Regions from separate parts of the Mus musculus genome. Here region 2 is linked to region 1. The links are chromatin loops, found by intact Hi-C in ENCODE. Cell type or tissue: left cerebral cortex. All regions are shown on one strand. Links, peaks and the distances in the headings refer to the core of each region. The heading gives the core; the rest is flanking DNA. Region 1 holds the start of Kcnk16 (potassium channel, subfamily K, member 16). Region 2 overlaps Kcnk5 (potassium channel, subfamily K, member 5).

Region 1 (10,045 bases), core at 670-8,669:
TCTCTCTGCTCTTGACTCTAGAGGTGCCTGGCTGCTTGCTTGAGTTCCTGCCTTGACTTCCACCCAAAGACGTGGAGTAATAAGTAGAATAGACTCCCTTCACTCGTAAGTTGCCTTCTGTCAGGGCATTTTACTCCAGCAATAGAAATGAAATTATAACAGTGGGGGGAGGGCAGTAATGGAGAAAGATGAGTAAGAACAAAGTATGATGACATCTACAGATGAAACTGCCATAATTAATCCCATTACTTTAGAAGCCAATTTAGAGATTTAATGGAAATAAATGAAGTTATTAAAACAATTACATGTTCCCACTAAAGCAAACCTACCACTGGGAAGGCAAAGGGGCATATAAAGATGTGGGGATATGAGGGTTTCTTTTACTTTCTTAAAGTTTGTTTCCTTTATTTTTTATTTTATGTGTATGTGTGTTTTGCCTGAGGACATTTGCCTGTGCACTACATGCATCTGGTGCCTGAGGAGGCCAGAAAAGGGTGTTGAATCCCCTGGGACTACAGCTGCAGAGGGTGGTGAGCTGCCGCAGCAGTGCTGGGAACTCAACCCAGGTCCTATGAAAACCACTGAGCCAGAAGGTTTCTACTTTTCAAGATGTTTTGTTTTTAGCAATAAAATTTATTTATGTATAAATATAAATAGATACATCTGGGGAGATGGCTCAGCAGTTAAGAGTACTTCCTGTTCTACCAGAGGAAATAAGGGTTAGTGCCCAGCATCCAAGTCGGGAGCCTCACAAACAAGATGTGAACAAGCCGGATGTTGTGGCGCACGCCTTTAATCCCAGCACTCGGGAGGCAGAGGCAGGTGGATTTCTGAGTTCGAGGCCAGCCTGGTCTATAAAGTGAGTTCCAGGACAGCCAGGGCTATACAGAGAAACCCTGTCTCAAAAAACCAAAACAAACAAACAAACAAACAAAAAAGGATGTGCAAACAAGATTGTGCTAAGTGCCTCAGGCACCAAACACACAGGCTAGGGATGTGGCTCAGTTGGTAGGATGCTTGCCTAGCGCTCATCAAGCCCTAGGTTAGACCCCAGCATCCTATAAACCAAGCATGGAGTGCACACATGTAATCCCATCCCCAAGGATGTGGAGAACAAGAGGAGCATTAGCTCAAGGTCAGTCTCCGCTAGATGCCAAGTTTGAGGTCATCCTGAGCTCCATGAGATCTTGTCTCAAAGGAAGATAGGGGGTGGGCTGAAGAGGTGTTTCAGTGTTAAAACTTCAGTACCCACATTTGTTAGCTCATAGCTGCCTGTAATTCTAGCTTCAGGACATTTGGCGCCCTCTTGGACTCTATGGGTACCCACCCACACATGCATGCATCCACACCCACAAACACACACATATATAAAAATAAATATTAAGAAATAAACAGTAAGCCTGAGGAGATGGCTCAGTGGTTAAGAGCACACACTATCTGCTCTTCTAGAAGACTCAGGCTCCATTCCCAGCACCCAACCACCTGCAGCTCAGGTTCCAAGGGATCTGATACCCTCTTCTGGCCTGCACATGCTGCACAGACATACATGCAGGCAAAACACCCATACACACAAAATAAAGCTAAATAAATATTTTTAAATAAATAAAATGGGATAGCTGGTCATGGTGTCACATGACTTTAATCCTGGCACTCAGAAGATAGTGGATCTGTGTGGATTTAAAGCCAGCCTGGTCTACATACCGTGCTCTAGCCCAGCCAGGGCTACATTGAGTCTTTGTCTTAAAACCAAAACAAGACAGGCAGGCAGGCAGGCAGACAGGAAGATAGATGATAGATAGATAGCTAGATAGATAAATCTGGAGAGACGGGTCAGCTGTTGAAGGTTAAGCTAACAACTAAAAAGAAAAAAATAAATCAGTAACTGCACACATGCACAGTATGTTAGGTGAATTATTGTATAATGTCAGTAAAGTAGTCGCATCTACCAAAGATCAATCGAGGCACTATGGGTCCTCCTGTGGAAAAAAAGGAGTCACCAACAGTAATATATGGGTGGAGGCTCATGTCCGGTTCTGTCTTCTCCCCACTTTCATCTCCTGAGCTCAGCATCCTCAGACAACCTGTTCAAGGGTCTCAAACAAGACCAACCATTGGCCAAAGTGATAGCTGGTGGTAACCAGGGCTGTCCATGTATCAGTAGCACCAATTGATAATGCTGCTAAGCAAGGCTGTCATCTGCCTGTTTACTTTGCTTTGATTTGTTTTACTCTGGTTTACTCAGTCCCAGGTTCCCCCAATAGGCAGGTCAATCCTCCCCATTCCCTTCTGTAAGCAAGGGCAACCCACACCCTCGTGAGCCTTCCCTCCCAGCCTCCTGTGTTTGAGCCGAGAGCCTTCCCAAGTGAGGAATCTGAAGTTGTCAAGATCCCTTCAGTCCCAGCAGAGTGGGCTCCTGATCAGATTCTCTCCCAGACACTCAGCCTCACTTGGGAGCAGAAGCTAAGACCAGATGAGCTCAGGAAGAGCTCATAGGTGTCCCTGAGGGGCCCAAGCATTTGCTGCCTTGCTGCTCTGCATGGAAAAACAAGGCTGGGTGGGGGATGGCAGGCCTGTTTGCACACCACACTGTTCAAACAGACTCCCCTGCCGCAGACACCTGTGCGGTGGAGGACAGGGCAGGCAGTGGCAGGGGCTCTCACCTCTTCCAACTCTTTCACAGCCACCCTGACAGCTGCTGCAGAGTCCTGGCCACATCATGCCCCGTGCTGGGGTCTGCGGCTGCTGGGGTGGCCAAGTATTGCCCCTGCTTCTGGCCTATATCTGCTACCTACTGCTTGGGGCCACCATCTTCCAGCTGCTGGAGAAGCAGGCAGAGGCTCAATCCAGGGACCAGTTCCAGCTGGAAAAGCTACGCTTCTTAGAGAACTACACCTGCCTAGACCAGCAGGCCCTGGAGCAGTTTGTACAGGTGAGAGTACAAAAGAATGGGACAGGAAGAGTGGGGAGGCAATGGAGGGGCTAGTGGCAGGAACAGAGCCACTACCCAGAGGTTGGTTCCCCTTTGGAAGCAGAGTGTGGAGGAAGCTTGAGCCTGGAGAGATCTAGTCCGGGGCCCCGATTCTCAGGTCTGTTATGTGACCTTGCCAGTCACTTAACCTAAATGTCCTCATCAGTAAGATGAGAAGAAAAAATATATCTGGGATTGGGAAGTTGGCTCAGCCAAGCATCTGCCAAACAAATATAAGGACCTGAGTTCTAGACCCAGATGTCCCCACACCCCCAGAGGTGGGCGGGCAAGATGGCTCAGCGAGTAAAAGCACTTGGCACGGAGCAGAGCCTGATGGCTGCCGTTCAAGTCCTGAAACTCACATAGGGAAAGGAGAGACAACTCCTGGAAGTTGTCCTCTGATCTTGACATGCACACAATGGTACATGCATTTCCACATGCATATAAACACACCCATATCCACACACACTGTTATGTACTAATTAAAATGTAATTTAAAAAAAAAAAGTCAGGCATGGCGGCTTGTAATCTCAACACTGGAACGGCCTAGACAGGCAGATCCCTTGGGCTCTATGGCCAGCCAGCCTTGCCAAATGGGCAAGCCTCAGGCCAGTAAGAGAGCCAGTCTCAAAAAAAAAAAAAGAAAAAAAAGAAAAAGAAAAAGAAAAGAAAAGAAAAGAAAGAAAGAAAGAAAGAAAGAAAGAAAGAAAGAAAGAAGGAGAAAAGGAAAGGTGGAAAGCTAGACAGACAGCTTAGTAGGAAAGAGTACTTTGTAAGTAGAGGGACCTGGCCCCCATGTACATCTCTGGGTATGGCTGCAAGTGCCTGTGACCCCAGCATTGGGTTGGTGGGTTGGGGAGACAGGTGGATCTTGAGAGCTCACTGGCTAGGCCAGAGCAGCCTAACCAAAAGGGCTAGCTCTATTTCAGTGACCCTGTCTCAAGGCAAAACCCAAACAAGGCCGATGGCTCTGTGGAATGACACCTGTGGTTGAGCCCTGGCCGCCTGCACAAACATATTCGTACACAACTCTGCACATAAGCAAATGGGAATAGACACATGTACATCCACAAAGAAAATGCACCTGCAGTCGACACACATGAACTGTCAGTCTTCAACACTCCAGAGATGTCCCCTCTCACACTCGCCCACTTCTCAGACTGCTGCTCCATAGGCTGGCTCCCAGCCTATCTCCCTGGGTAGAGACACACACAAAGGTTAGAACGAGCTGGGCTGGTAGACAGCGGCCAGGTGGGGTGGATGAAAGCTGCCAGAACTGGACCCCTAGGTGGTCTTACTTCCTGCCTGGGTTCCTCCTGCCTCCCTCTCTTTCAGAAACAAAGCAAAACTAGGTATTTTGGGCAAAGGTGGGGCACTGAGAAGATGGACAGACAGGTGGAACAGGTAGTATTAGCGAACACCAAACAACAAGCCAAGCAAAGCTGGCACAGTGAGAATGTGCATTCATTGGTAGGGACGGGGCTCTGGGCCACCATCATTTAGCACCTGTGGCTGAGCACCCTGCAGGTGCTTTCTTCCCAGTTGCTTACTGCAAGCACTGCCTTCAGCTTGCAGGTGAGAGATGCAGGGTGTCGACAAGTCTGCACAGTCACTGGCTGAGGCAGAACTCACACCCATTCTTCTCGCTGGGGAGCTCTCTACTTTTCATTCCATGAACCAGCTCACCCAGTGAGGACAGGGCACTGCTGAAAGCGAGAATTTTTAAGGTGGAGTCTGTGGCCCTCCCTCACCAGCAGCAACGCCTGAGAGCATGTCAGGAGAGCAAGCGTCAGCATCCACCCAGACCTGCTGACTCAGGCACTTTGGGTGAGCTCACCAGGTGGTGCTGAGGCCCTGAGACTTCTCTTGGGACTGAGAGCAACAGGCTTACTAGATGAGATGTGAACAGAGTGGACTGTTCTGTTGTTCTATATGTGGATATACTCTGAATATAGAGTTACTCAGGGATGATGCTCATTTCCAGCCCCCTCAACATCCCAGAAGTAAGCCTGAGTCAGGAACACCCTCCAAACCTCCTGCCCTGGGCTGGTAGTGGAGCCAGGAACGAGGAGTGGGCAGACAGGTGGCAAGGCTTAAACCAGCTCTGTAGTCAAGGGGCAAGGATGGACCAGATCTGACTGCATCCCAAGGGGCCTGTGCTTAGTTTGAGGACTCACTAGGAAAGATGAAACAGACACACCCCTGAAAGTCCTCAGTTGCAGGACAAATCCTCACCTCCCAGGGTAAGTGGAGCCTGGAAATCAGTTTTGGGGGAATCCGTTTCCTGGGGAACTCATACACTGAGTCACACACAGTGCTGAGTATGGTGTTCAAACTTGATTCCACGAGGAAGCAAGTTTGTATGTACATCAGCCCCTTTCTCCATTACCATGGGATTCCCTGAGGCTACTCAGCCACACCCAGAGCCATCAGAGGAGTCAGAACCCCTTCTCCACAGGTTGGAAGGCTCAGAGATGCACTGAGGAGCTGGGCAAATGCTAGGCCCAAGGGTGAAAGTCTCTAGGGAGAGGACACACTCTGGAATGCCTGCCCCAGCTCCCTGGGTGTGTGGGAAAGAGGAGGCTAAAGTCTGCCCAAGTGAGGGCCAGGAGGCCTCCACCCAGCTGGTGAACATCAGTTCCCATAGGAAAGAGGCAGGAGCAACCATACTTCTCAATGGCTCCTCTGCCTTTAGAGCACCGCAAGATACCAAGGCCGAGCCACCACCCTAAAGCAAGTTCCCAGCTAAAGGGAGAAGCCTAGAGTTTGGGGGGAGGGAACCCTGCCCATTTCCCATAAGGGGTTAAGGGCACAAGTTCGAGCCTGTTAAGGCTTCTGTTCTAGGAACACAAAACATAGACACATAAAGCACACGTGTGCACACACACACACACACACAAAGCACACATGTGCACACACACACATAAAGCACACATGTGCACACACACACACACATAAAGCACACATGTGCACACACACACATAAAGCACACATGTGCACACACACATAAAGCACACATGTGCACACACACATAAAGCACACGTGTGCACACACACACACACACACACACTTGTGGGACTCTCTGATGGGATTTCTCCTACAGGTATGGGTTGCACTCACTAGAGAATGCCAGAGAATGTGGCTGCCAGCACACTCACGCACACCCCATGTCCAGGAAAGCTCTCATTCCCATTACCAGTTCCATGGAAAAGCAGCCCCAGACCAGCAAACTCTCCCAGAAGCATTCAACAACACAAAATCCATCTTGTCTAATTTCCCTGCTTTCTCTCTCTCATTCTCTCTCTCTCTCTCTCTCTCTCTCTCTCTCTCTCTCTCTCTCTCTCTCTCTCTCTCTCTCTGTGTGTGTGTGTGTGTGCGTGATATTTTCCTAGCTATCAAGAGCATCTGCATACTACCTCCTTAGGCCCTGGCTTCCCACTGGCTCATTAGAGCACACACTTCAGTCAACCGCTGGCCACTTAGTGTCTTAGCCAGAACCTCGGATCCTTCATGTCCATTTCTGTGAACAGGAATGATGCTATCTAAGAGACAGGAAAGCATCCTCCTGAGAGCTTGGTGACAGGCTGCACTCAGTAACTGCTGAGCCTGCTGTCCGTGCTTCTTCCACAGGTCATCCTGGAAGCCTGGGTGAAGGGTGTGAACCCCAAAGGCAACTCCACCAATCCCAGCAACTGGGACTTCGGGAGCAGCTTCTTCTTTGCAGGCACAGTGGTCACCACCATAGGTAAGTGGGAGAGGAGTGAGGCCTCCCTTGGCCCTGCTGAGCTTGGGGTCCATTCTAAATGCCACTGCTGGTCTGGGAATATGCTTTATCCCGGAGGTGACAGACAGGGCACAGGTTGGGAAGTGGGTAGGTTGGCTGCAGCTGTAGTTGCCTGGACTCACTTCTCTGGGTCACACTGAAGGGTTAGAAAGAGCTATTCCTCAGTACAGCTGCATAAAGGCAGGAGTGAGAGCCGGTCCTGTGGCCTTCCCCTGCCAGCAACTGTTCCTCAAGGCAGCAGTTGATAGCTCAGTGTCTTGAAAAGATGGGGTGCCAACAGAAAGTCCACGCTACTCACTCCTTGTGAACCCCCAGGGTCTCTCTTACACAGACCTTTCTTCAATTCAATTAAGTTCAAGTCCAATCCCAGCCAAGTCTTCTTTGACAAGCCAGGCAGAGTGACGGGGGTGGGGTGAGGGGTGGGGGTACAGACTTGGTTCTGTCCCAGGCTTGGACTTCAGAACTTCCAGTCCCCAAAGAGGGATTAAATTGTTATAATCACACAAGGCAAAGTGTGTAATTCAATAGAAATAACATAAAACATCTCAGGGAATCACGCCTGTCAGGGAGGCAGAGAGTGGCAGTCAAGTGGGCTTCCCGGAGGCAGCATCGTTGGTGATGCGCTTTCTGTTAGTAGAGGCTGTTCTATTAGAGAATAGGGGGAGTGTCCATAGGAACAGGGAATGCTCCTCTTCCCACAGAGCTGATGGAGACAAACCTCTGCTAGAGCTGGTGGTTGGGGGTGGGAGCCAGTTCTGGGCTCTCTTTTCCCCGCATCTGCACACTCCCTTGCCCTGCAGGTTATGGAAACCTGGCCCCCAGCACGGAGGCAGGGCAGGTCTTCTGTGTCTTCTATGCTCTGATGGGGATCCCACTCAATGTGGTCTTCCTCAACCATCTGGGCACAGGGCTGCGGGCCCACCTGACCACATTGGACAGGTGGGAGGACCACCCCAGGCATTCCCAGGTAAGGCATCGTCCTCCCTCCCCCCCCCCCCCTTCAGGTCCTCAGAGTCCTCCCTCCCCTCCAGGCCCTTGGGGACAGATGGTTGAAAATTAGGAGCTGGGCTGACAGATTCAGGTATGAGAAGAGAGATAAGAAGAAGGATGATACAGACCAGGCAGGGCATGGCCTCAAAGGGTTCTATAGCACCTTGACTATGGAAAGTCAAGGTGCTACCTGTAAAGGGCTATGGAGTCTACCTGTAAAGGGCTGAGGACCAGGCCCTGGGTATGACTGAGAGGACTCTCCCTGTGTGCTAGGCAGCTCTGTGCTGCATCCTTCTTCGGTGGAGAATTTGAACATTATCTCTCCATGGTCGTCACGGGTATTCAACATTCTTTCATGTGGTCCAAAACAGTCTCCAGGATACCCAGGATGCCCACAGAGGGATCTGGAACAGTCTAGCAGTTGACAGTAGTCTAATCCCAGGCCTGAGTGGGACCCCAGGGCGCCTGCTCAGGTGTGATTCTCAAGTTTAAAAGGGTCTTTGACTCCTTCCTTGACCCACTAACACATTTCCCTGTCCAGGAAACTTGGCACATACAAATCTCATGCCCAGGGGTACAGACCCACCCAAAAGTCTGCAGCAGGGATAGGGTGGGGGTGGAGCTTAGACATTGCCCTGCCTACACCCAACTTTCCCCAGACTTCCCTCATATATTTCCAGAACCTTCTAAGTGGTCTCAAGGGCACACTCTTTCCCTCCCAGCTCCTGCAGGTCCTGGGCCTGGCTCTGTTCCTGACCTTGGGGACCCTGGTCATTCTCATCTTCCCACCCATGTTCTTCAGCCACGTGGAGGGCTGGAGCTTCCGTGAGGGCTTCTACTTCGCGTTTATCACCCTCAGCACCATTGGCTTCGGGGACTATGTTGTTGGTGAGAATGGGATAATCGGGTTATCTTGGTGGGCACCCACTAGGGGTGATGAGCATAGAGGTACCAGCTATCTGAGGTTGGTTACTTCTGCAGCCGCTGTGAACTTTTGGTGGCCTCCTCAGAAGTCTCTGGTATAGTAGCCATCACTGCTTCCTCCGTTAGTAGTCCTTAGTATGAGAACGAGGGAGATCGCATTCCTATGGAAGCGGGGTTGGGGGGGGCAGTAGGGGGGAGTGGCAGTTCCCTCAGACACAAGCGATCACTTTCCCCGGCAGGCACAGACCCCAGCAAGCATTACATCGCTGTGTATCGGAGCTTGGCAGCTATATGGATCCTCCTAGGACTGGCATGGCTGGCGGTGGTCCTCAGCCTGGGATCCCTGCTTCTGCACAGGTGCTCCCGGCTCTGGCAGCTCATCAGAGGCCTGGACCTTAAGGATGGAGCAGCCCCTGACTCTGAGCCTAGATCACAGAAAATCCCCATCTCTGCATGAGACCCAAGTGTCCTGACCTCCCCAAACCCATGCCATTCCCTGCCCTTCCCCTTTCTTCTCAACCCACACACTTCCCAGCAACTTTCCAGAGAGAGAAAGGAGACAGATGTGCCTACAAAGTGACTGGGGCGGGGGGGGGGGGGGCGGTGAGGAGACAAAGATCAAAGATCTGCATGGATGGAGATGTGAAGTTTGCCCTTGGCGCTTTTCCCATCTCCCAAAGAGAACCTGGATCGTGGTTGCCAAATCACTACTGCCATCTTAACATGGTCATGGGAGCCCTTAGGCTGCAGGCAAAGGTGGACTTGACTTTTGTATTATTTACTACATACACAGTAGGCTCTTAACAGGTCCCTACTAGGTAGCACATAGTGGTGGTTTCTGCCTTCATTGTGTCAGTGTGTCAGTCTTGAAGGAGCTCCAAGGCAGCATCCTCATCTTTGATGGGAATAAACCTGGGGAGAATGAAAGTTCAGGGCGGTGGCTGGAGGAAGGGAGCTGGACACACACCAGGGGATGCCTTTGATGCATACAGGAAGCCGTCCTCAGGAGTCTCACAGCTGAGGAACAAGAAGGCTGCCAGTCAGAATTCCCCAGCTCTCCTTGCCCACAAGTGGAGAGGAATCCTAGAACAACACTGGGGGCCCCTTTCAGGGGTCCCACCACTTTCTTGAACATGACCTCCTCTGACCCTCAGAGCACACTTAGACCTCTTTACTCCCCCGCCCCCAGAGAAGCTGGGGGTGGGGGGAGCAGCAGATCCCAAGGGCTTCATAGCCTGTCATCTCTCCGGTGGCATGGACTCCCACCGAGCCTGGTTCTTCTGCCAGATCGTGACATTGTGGGCCAGAAGGCAGGAAAGGTTCGTCCCAGACTCACAAGACTAGGAACTAATTTTTGTTTGGACTTCCTTTACCTCTCC
Region 2 (10,045 bases), core at 685-8,684, 92 kb after region 1:
ATTTCAGATGGACATTCACAGAAACATTTTAGGTGCCCGAGAGATCATGGGCTCATCAGAGAGTTGCCCTCAGCAGGTTTACACCACTAGGTGTGTTGTTGCTTTTGAGTAGACCTGTCCCCTATGTTTAGGGGCTGGGCGTGGAAGGTTACGTGATAGTGATGCTAGTGGTGAGTTTCAAAAGACAGCTGTTCTTCCAGGGGGTTCTGGAAAGATCCACATACCCGTCTGCTGCATCTGGGTGTGCTGAGGAGGAAGAAGGTGGTCAGTTTGTGATAGCCCTGACAGGATCTCTGGAGGAGAGTTTTGTGTGTGTGTGTGTGTGTGTGTGTGTGTGTGTGTGTGTGTGTGTAGTTTGCTCTGGGGGCTTTGTTTAGGGGAGGGGGAGGAGAGGATGATAAGTCTCCAGCTGCCCTCGAAGTCTCCCCTCCCTGCTGCTCCTCCTCCTCCGTGGCAGGGGAAGGAAGGAAAGAATTCAAGGCTAAATGTGGGAAAATAAACTTCAAAACCCAAGGAGAAGGGGTGGGGGCAGTGTTTAGGGGCTATGCAGCCTGGTACATCTGGTGCGGTGGCTTTACAGGTCAAGTGGTTTCTGTAGGGTGTTTGAAAAAACAAAATGCCCTTTATTTTAAGGTCTTGTCTGTCAGCAGTACCTCCACCCCCAAAGTGGACAGGTAACTTTTAGAAAAAAGAATTTGAGCAACATCAGGCCAGTGTGATTTGGAGAAGATTCTAGATGCTTGCTTGAATGAACAAGGACAGTCTGTCACACACACCCTCCCCAGTGAAAAAAAGAACAACCTTGTCAACTGGGCAAGTTCCCTCTTTTCAAAGGAAAAAACCCAAGAAATGAAAATGGACCAATGAAAGCATTTGCCAGCCTCAGCTTAATCTGCAAAAATCTGCCTCTCTCGGCTTTCTGATCTGTGACTTGGGGCGCTGCCTCAGGCCTCAGGAAATTGGTTTAAGGAAAAAATGAAAACTCCAAAATCTTCCTTCTCATTCGGCTGCCTGGGTATTTTCCACCTGAGGTTCTGGGTTTTAACCCTGGTCATCACAAAGCCCCTTAGTTGAAAATTCCTGGGGTGGGAGCAGGAGGTAGCTAAGCTTGGGGGGGGGGGGGATGGGCTTACTGCTGCAAACCGTGGCTGTAGAGTCAAAAGCACAGAAAAAAAGGACGTAGCCCTTCCCTCCCCTACTTAGGCTGTGGTTGAGCTGTGCCACACAGGCTGCCTTTCAAGTGCCCTGTATCCAACCCAGGACCCCCTGGCTGTTCTTGCCTTCAAAACCGTCTGAACTCCCACTGAAGTAACAAACTGCACCTTATTGTTAGAGCTGTTTGTTTTTAAGGCAGGGTCTCAGGTAGCTCTGGCTGGCCCGGAACTCACTGTGTATCTGAGGGTGACCTTGAACTCCTGATCCTTCAACCTTCAGCTCTTATGTATGGTACCCCCACTGTGAATGCAGTGTTGGGCATGGAACCCAGGGCAAACACTCTACCCACTGAGACACATCTGCAGCTCTTACATTAGTTGCCATTAATGAATCTGTTTATTTGGTTATTTATTTATTTATGAAAGCAGGGTCTCCCTATGTAGCTCTGTCTGTCCTGGAATTGGTTCCGTGCATAGAATGTACTCACAGAGATCCGTCTACTTCTGCCTCCCAAGCTTGGGGGTTAAATAAAGATGCATATGCTCCACTGATTTTAGGGATTGAGACAGGGTCCTGGTACGAGGTGAAAGCTGCCTTTGAACTCTTAAGCACCCTGCCTCAGCCCCCTGGATGCGAGATTATAGGCATGTGCCTTGCTGTTTGGCATTACCAGATTTTTGGGTGGCTGGCTATTCTAGCTGTTTATGTATTTTCCTCTTTTTTTTTTAAACCCAGCAAGTGAAATTGGCATGTATAGTGAGTGCATCTACTGTGCTGAGCACTGTGGTTAACATTATTCTTCTGTGCAGAGGCATAAGCTGTTAGTGCTTCCTGGCTGGGGCATTTCCTCATCAAACCAGTTAACTTACCTTAGCCTTAATATCCTCATCTGCAAAATGAGCAGTTTGGTAGGGCTCCCGGTAAGAGGGTATGAATAGAAGAAGCAGGGAGCTCTTGCCGCTAGCATTTTCTGAGTTTTATGGAGTGCTCTCTGCGGACGGCGTCCTGCCAAGTACTTTACCTGCTTATTTCAGGTGCTTTATGGTGACCTCATGCTTTAAGATAAGGCAACTGACACCCAGGGAAGTTAAAGTGGCCACAAGGGCAACAGCTCCAGTCTTGGGGGTTCCCCTACAGCAATATCCACCTTTGCCAGCCCACCGCAGGAGACTTGCTGTCTCTAAGTGACCTGAGTTAATTGGTTCAGCTTGACTTTGGACTGCTGGGAAATTCTATTTTTTGTTTCCCTTGGAACAGGCACACAGTCTTCTCCAGTGTGGCTGCCTGATTGACTCGGCACTGTCTCCGTCACTGAAGCTGTGTGTACACCCTTCAGTTCTGCACAGCTGTTTTTAGAAGTCCCTCTTTCTTCTCCCTCCCGGAAAGCTGAGGACTGAGTTAAATTGACAGGCTGACAATTCATCTAAGTCTTTTAGGTAGAAGGTTAAACAAACAGTGTTATGCCTTCATACAGAGGCGTCTCAGGAGGTCAGGTCAGAGTGGAGAATAGAGAATAGTGGGGGGAGAGAGTCTTAACTTTGTGGGGTGTCCTCTCTTAGCCTAGGAAGGGTCAACAAGCTTCTTGATGGGATCATATGTCCCACTGTCTTCTGAGACTGGGATAGGGCAACAGGCCTTCTTTTCTGCCCTGGTATCCCAAAGTGAGCCCTGGCGTTCCCTGAACCCCCTCCCAGCTTCTCACCACATTCTAGGGGATTTTGGGTATACCTCCTTTCTTTTTTTTAAATTTATTTATTGTTATATGTAAGACACTGTAGCAGTATTCAGACACACCAGAAGAGGGCATCAGATCTCATTATGGATGGTTATGAGCCACCATGTGGTTGCTGGGATTTGAACTCAGGACCTTAGGAAGAACAGTCAGTGCTCTTAACCACTGAGCCATCTCTCCAGCTCCCTGGTATAACTCCTTTCATGGTTAAACCCTTAAATACATCCCAGTTTTGAAATTCTGACATCTGTTCTAACACCAACCCTCCGCCAAATTTATGAAAAAACAAAACTGTGGACTGTTTAATGACTTCAGAACAAAATGTTCAAAGCGAAGAATATTGAAAGGTTTAGAGAAAAACTTCTCTGAGCCCAGTTCAGGGGAACAGAGGGTTAATACGAGCACTCACTTTGTTTCAAGCCAAGGTGGACACTGTGAGGCTCACTGGTCTCACCCACCTTTGGTAAAAGAGTCATTAGGTCTTTTGAGCCTTGATCTAACCCTGCTTGAATTCTCACAGTCTAGAACTGCAGAGCTTCGAAGTGGGCAAATTTGTTTTTTTAAAAGGAAGACAACCCGCCCTTTATCCATCCTTCCTTCCTTCCTTCCTTCCTTCCTTCCTTCCTTCCTTCCTTCCTTCCTTCCTTCCTTCCTTCCTTCCTCTTTGAGAAAGGGTTTCTCTGTGTAGCTCTGGCTGTCCTGGAACTCACTCTGCAGACCAGGCTGGCCTGAACTGGGAGATCAGCCTGCCTCTGTCTCCAGCTGAGCCATTAAAGGACAACCATTTCTAATGGTTTGGCTTTTCTTAAGTTACACCTAAGTTGCCGGGCAATGGTGGCACACGCCTTTAATCCCAGTCCTTGGGAGGCAGAGGCAGGCAGATTTCTGAGTTCGAGGCCAGCCTGGTCTACAGAGTGAGTTCCAGGACAGCCAGGGTGGTTACACAAAGAAACCCTTTCTCGAAAAACCAAACCAAACCAAACCAAAAAACAAACAAAAAGCTACACTTAAGTTGAAGACTGAAAAAAAAAAAAACCAAGCAAACAAGAAAAGCCCCACACCAACAAAAACACCAACACTACCTCAAAAGGTCTGCCTTAGTAAACTTGTGCTGGTTAGAGCTTTACCAGTTAAAGTGAACTGTTACTAAGCTCTCTTGGGAGGTTTAGTGGAGCATTAGCATGGTTAGATGACACAGTCATGGCGAACCATCTGGGGAGAAATTCGCATGCACTGAGAGCTTGAAAGTTTGCAGGAGGTGGTGATTGTCACCTCTAAGTATTTTCCTGGGGTTTCGCCTATTTATAGACTGGTGTTTAAAAGAAACTCAGTTCCTTGGTTTTGCACATCATGCTTGGCTGGCCCTGACCTGGGGCCAAACAAAGGCCTTCATCTTGAACTTAGGGGTTTGCTGTCAAGTTGGTCTCAGCCTCTGTATTCGGTGAGTTTGTGTTTAGTGGTAGGGGGTGTACAGGAGGGAAGGGAAATGAAAACTTTGGGGAGCAGAGAGCTAGGCTTCTGAGAAAGAACCCCTAGGAGTGTCTTTATATTGGGGTGATGTAAGACGATGGCCAGAACTGGGGTGCAGCAGGGACGCTCCAGACAGAAGTGAGGTGGGTAACCATCAGGAAGCACGGGGAGAGATCTGTGTCTTCCATTGTTTGCTGAGACCCTCGGACTTGTCTGTGACCATTCCACCCTGCCCCTGCTCAGTCCTGCACAGGGTCTGAAGTGATTTGGGTTTTCATGCATTTGGAGTGTCTGCAGCCACAAGAGCAGCTCGAGGACAGGGCCTGAATCACACCACAAAAGTCTTGTTTCATGTACAACAGGTACAAACACCCTGAGAGTGGTTTCTATGGACTGTAGTGTACCTGCGTTGTGGTTCATCGTGAGGTCAAGTATAGACTTTTCCACTTGGGATGTCCCGTTAGTGCTTAGTCAGAAGGGTTTGACTTGGAGTGCTTTAGATTTTCAGAGAAAAGGATGGCCACCCTATTCAGGACTGTATGGAGTGCCGCGTGCACAGACATAGTGAACTTCTAAACTGTAAAGAATCCAAAAGACTTGTAGGGGTGGTGGTGGTGCACGCCTTTAATCCCAGCACTCAGGAAGCGGAAGTAGGAGGAGGTATCTCTGAGTTTGAGGCCAGCCTGGTCTACAGAGTGACTTCCAGGATTTGTGTAGCCAGGGCTACCCAAAGAAACTCTGTCTCAAAAAACAAACAAACAAACAAACCAAAACAAAACCTTGTACATTAGTGTGTGGGGGGTGGGGGGAAAGCACACACACACTGTGGCCACGTGGTTGAGGTCAGAGGACACAAGTTGACTCTGTTCTTCTGCCATGTGGTGAGTCCCCGGGATGAAACCCAGGCTGTCAGTCTTGGCAGCAAGTGTCTTTACCCACCCAGCCATTTCGGTGGCCCAAGAAGACCCTCCTAGAGCATTTAATGTTAGGGCTAGCTTAGTGCACAAGGTCTTAGCACATGCTAGACACGTGTACCACACCGAGTGAGGTGCTTTCTCAGCCTGAATTTATTTTTTATTTGTTTTTAGTTTTTTTAAGGCGGGGTTTCTTTATATTTTTTCTTTTTGGCTTTTTTCGAGACAGGGTTTCTCTGTATAGCCCTGGCTGTCCTGGAACTCACTTTGTAGACCAGGCTGGCCTTGAACTCAGAAATCCGCTTGTCTCTGCCTCCCGAGTGCTGGGATTAAAGGCGTGCCCGGCTAAGGCAGGGTTTCTTAATGTAGCCCTGGCTGTCCTGGAACTTGTAGGACTCTGTAGATGAAGCTGGCCGCGGATATTTTTTTAGTTATAAAAAACAAATATGGAGTCTGGAGAGCTGCTTCAGCAATTAAGAGCAAGTCTTGTTCTTGTAGAGGAGCCAAGTTCAGCCCCCAGCGCTGACGTGGCGCTGATACCTTACTTCCTAGCTTTCAAGGACACCTGCATTCATGTGATGTGCACTCACCTCCACCCAGACAGACAGACAGACAGACACACACACAGACACATACATACACATGTAATTAAAAAATAAAGAAAAGTAAATGTTAAAAAAAGTCAAATGTACTATCTTCAGCAGGTTTGAGCATCATCCAGTGCTAACGAGGTTCTCACTGTTGTGACTCAGATCTGAGTTGCTAACCCTTGCTTTTTGTAGAACCGAAACTTCCCACTAATCAGCACCTCTCCCCACCTTCTCACCCAGTCACTAGAAACCACCGTTATGCTCGTGTTTATGAAGTTGCTGCCCTCAAATCTGTTGGGTAGATGAAATCATGCAGCGTTTGTCTTTTGATGTGTAGCATGGCACCGCCGTTGGAAAACTGTATGGAGGTCCTTTAAACAGTTAAAAATAGTCCTGCCATATAATGCGCTCCTGGAGCATCTGGGCCTATATCAGCCCAGTTTATTTGCATTCTAGTTTTGCTGTGATGAGAATGGAACCTCAGGTCTGGCATATGCTAAGCAAATGCACTCTCGCCAAGCCACATCCCAACTGTCAACTGAATATTCGGTTTTACTGTCTTTTTTTTTTTGTATGTATACGGGCATTTTAACTGCATGTATGTCTGTGCATCATGTGTGTGTAGTGAATAAGGAAGGCAGCAGAGGGCCTTGCATCCCTTGGCTGGAGTTGCAGATGGTTGTGGGGTGCTACGTGGCTGCTGGGACTTAAACCCTAGTCCTTCTGGAAGAGCAGCCAGTGCACTCGACCGTTGAGCCAGCTCTCCAGCCCCTCGATGGAATATTTTCAACATGAAAGTGGGTGGGGAAGGATGGCGTGGGTCTTCCCCTTCCAAAGCCCCCAGAGAGGTATAATTTAGCACCATGGTGCTTGAGGTGCAGCCACAGGCCAGAGAGGTGAGGGTCAGATGACAGAGCCTTGTGAGTGTAGCCAAGGAATTTGAACTCCATCAAATGTTTGCCATTTTCAAGAGGGGAAGTGGATAACATTACAGAAAGTTCCCTCCTTCTTCACAGCCATTTACAACTTGCAAACAGTGGAATATTCTGACTGAAATTAAATTTCCGTAGGCCGAGCCACTCACTCTGTGAGTGTTCTGATAAGGACGCCTCCTTCCTTTCAGCTTCTGGTGAAATGGGAGTGTGGCTTTTCCCAGAAGCTCATAGTCTTTAGCCCCTTCTTCACCTCAGACCTCATTAAGGTGCCTCTTTTCCTGTGTAGGTCAGGGTCTGGGATGGTCTACCCAGACACTCCATTCCAGGCTACCTTTCCCAGCCGTCCTTCATGTCCTCTTGTGGAAAAGGACAGGATACCAAAGTTCTTCTTGAAGCCTTTTGTGAGACTTAACTCCAATCCTTAAGTAACCAAAAACCCCAATGGGCGGGTGGTGTGGGGGGCTTCTCTTGCTGGCCAGCTTTTCTGTGCAGGAAGCCTCAAAAAAAAAAAAAAAAACCAAAAAACAACTGGAGGGTCTTGAGCCCTTGAGCTCAGTCTTGCTGGGGAGAGGAAATTGCTCTGGGGGTGGCAGAGTGAGGGGAAATGCAGACTGACGTGCCGAGTGATGGGTGACAGATGGTGGAGGCCAGAGGGGAGGACACGGTTGCAGGGCCTTGGAAGTTTCACTTGCCATTTCCAGAAGTCTGCGCAAGAACCCTTTCTCTGGGGAAATCAGACTCTGAAGAAACAAAACAAACAAACAAACAACCCCAGCCTCTATCCTCAGGGAACCCTGGTCTGCAGGGGGAACAACAAGGAGCCACCAGCAGGTTGGTGTTAGTGAGCGTACCTGGAATATCCAGTAGTGCATCATGGACACATGGGTTTCTCTTCTCCAATGTAAGGAAGAAAGGGTGGCGAGTGGGTGTGGGTAGCAGGCCTGTGAGCATACTGTGGGCTCCTGCTTGCTATGCTAGGCAAGGGACTGGCCCATTTTCTGTATCTCTAGAACTATGGGCTGGGACTTACTGCTGTTCTGGATGTACACGGTAAAGTAAAGGGCTGAGGCCCACTGTCAACTAAGCCTTGGTCTTGCCCATGGTTAGTTAGTAGAGCTGGTGACTGGAGCACACAGGCATGGGCCAGGGGGAGACTGTTACTAAGAATGTCCTTGGCCAGGTGCCATCATCACCTCACAGAAAAGCAAGCAGCAGCAAAATAGAAGAGACCACCGTGATGGTCTTCACTGTCGAGTTGCCATGGCAACACACCTCTGGGTGTATCTAAGAGTGTTTCCAGAAAGGTTCAGCTGATCTGGGAAGACACCTCTGAATATAGGCAACAGCATCACATTGGGGTCCTGACTGAAGAAAAAGGCAAAAGCAAGCTGAACTCCAGCATTCACCTCTGCTTCCTGACAAAGGACACAATAGAAACAGCTGCCTCACGCTTCTGTTGTCATGACTCCCCTGCTGTGTACCCTCAAAGTGAGCTCAAATCGACCCCCTAAAAAATTATTTCTATCTGATATATATATATATATATATTGCCTGCAGGCATGCATGTGCGCCATATGCTTGTCTGGTTTCCGGTCCACAGAAGTCAAGAAGTCAGAAGAGGGCTTCAGATCTAGAACTGTACTTATGGATGGTTGTGAGCCACCATGCCGTTTCTTGGAATTGAACCTGGGGCCTCTGCAAAAGCAACAAGTGCTCTTAACTATCGAGCCATCTCTCCAGCCCTGCAGACCCTCCCTTTCTCAAGTTTTTGTTAGTTATTTTGTAACAGCAGTGAGAAAGGGGAAATGGTACCAGGAATTGGGGGAGGGGGAGTCCTTTCTGTGATAAACCTGGCCTGTAGGTCTTTGGAGCTGGTATGCATGAGGAATGTATAAGAGTTTGGAGCTACAAGCTAGAGAAGCCCGAGGATGCTTGCTGTAAGCAGAAGCTTAGTGGGCCTTCTAGATTGAGTTTGGAAGACTAGAATGCCCGTGCCTTCTGTGCCCTGATGTGATGGACTATATGCTCTTGACCTTTGAAAGGCAGAATAAGCCCATCTTCCTAAAGTTGTCAGGAGTTTGATTACAGCAACAAGAAAAGTAACAATACAACCACAGAGGTCACAGCATGTCTGAGGCCTTGTGATTGGGAGAGTGATGAAGGCTGGCACCCAGTTCTCATGCTTGGAACCACTTTGCTGTCCATTCGGCTGTGTTGATGGTTGAAGAAGCAAGAGGGAGGGAGGCTGAGAAATGGAAATATGCCACATAGACTTGGTGTCTCAGAACCTTTTGGTGCACAGGGGTAATGTAAGCATTCAGGGTGTTGATGGGTGTGACCGAGAGCAAGTTGTCTCCTCCATGGGATGCAAAAGTGGTGCTCCACTGTATCAGGGCTTACACCATACAACAGAGAACCTAAGTATCAGTTGCTCTCTGTACCCCCTTTCTCTGGGCATCTTGTTCCGTACATCCCCACAGTCCTCGTCATGCATTTTTAATCTAGAAACTGGTGTCAAAGAGGAACCCAGAAAGCCCTCCTTCATGCTGCCCACCATTGTCTACTCCTTCCCAGTCAACTCAGTTCACTCCTTGATGGTCATAATCAACGCTTGAAAATGTGACTTCTCCCTTCCAGTCTCAAGCTCCTCCTGGAGAAGCCTGGGTCCAGATAGCCTCAGGACTGTCTTCCTTAGGTGGTGGCTGTGCAGGGTTGGTGACCACATTGGACCTTCCCTAGAGACAGGACAGTATCAGCACTCTTGGGGCTCTCTTGGTGGCCAGGGCTCTTTGGTTAGGTTTGCAATATGCATTCTTTTTTCTCTTACCCATCTAAATATTTAAGCTTCCTGCTGAAATATTTAGGCAGGACTGTGTACTTCTGGCTGTTGTCACCCACTCCCCCATGCCCTGCTGTGATCTAACTGCAGCTGTTTAGCCAAGTCCTTCCTACAAAGGGGCATGTGTGTCCCAAGTCTGTGAGAACCTATGCAGGATAGTTGAAGGAAGGACTAGCTTGGCTCTATTGTGTAGCCTGGAGCCTGGTCCTGTAGGCCACCTGGAATCTTACCAGCCTCATCTCGGGGACTGCACACCTTGGGCTCCTCTAATTGTCTGAATTGACCTATACTTGAGGATGGGGAAAGGGAGCCCCTATTTGAGCCATTGTGAAGACAAAACCTGATCATAACTGTAGTCCTAGTCTTACCCTATACATTAGTTCGTGCTGTGTGACTTTGGCCAGATTTAA

The links. A loop is a pair of places that touch in the nucleus more often than their neighbours do. Peaks named below come from ENCODE experiments on the same cell type or tissue, not always from the same donor. Only the 100,000 strongest peaks of a DNase experiment are listed, where the experiment ranks them.
Region 2: it touches region 1 in a loop (2.3-fold over the local background); 4 of 42 quality-filtered maps call a loop at or near these places.

The regions. Positions count from the first base shown.
Region 1 is chr14:20,261,834-20,271,878 of GRCm38, reverse strand. It overlaps Kcnk16 (potassium channel, subfamily K, member 16), which reads left to right and starts at 2,610. Exons shown (of 5, transcript NM_029006.2): 1 at 2,610-2,929; 2 at 6,599-6,713; 3 at 7,553-7,719; 4 at 8,465-8,630; 5 at 8,906-10,045. The coding sequence starts at 2,717. The coding sequence ends at 9,123. In left cerebral cortex, for the core only: no CTCF peak of the experiment used is centred there; DNase peaks (open chromatin) are centred at 3,268 and 4,920.
Region 2 is chr14:20,170,053-20,180,097 of GRCm38, reverse strand. All of the region lies in intron 1 of Kcnk5 (potassium channel, subfamily K, member 5), which reads left to right. Among named protein-coding and RNA genes, the nearest start is that of Kcnk5, 6.7 kb to the left of the region's middle. In left cerebral cortex, for the core only: no CTCF peak of the experiment used is centred there; no DNase peak of the experiment used is centred there.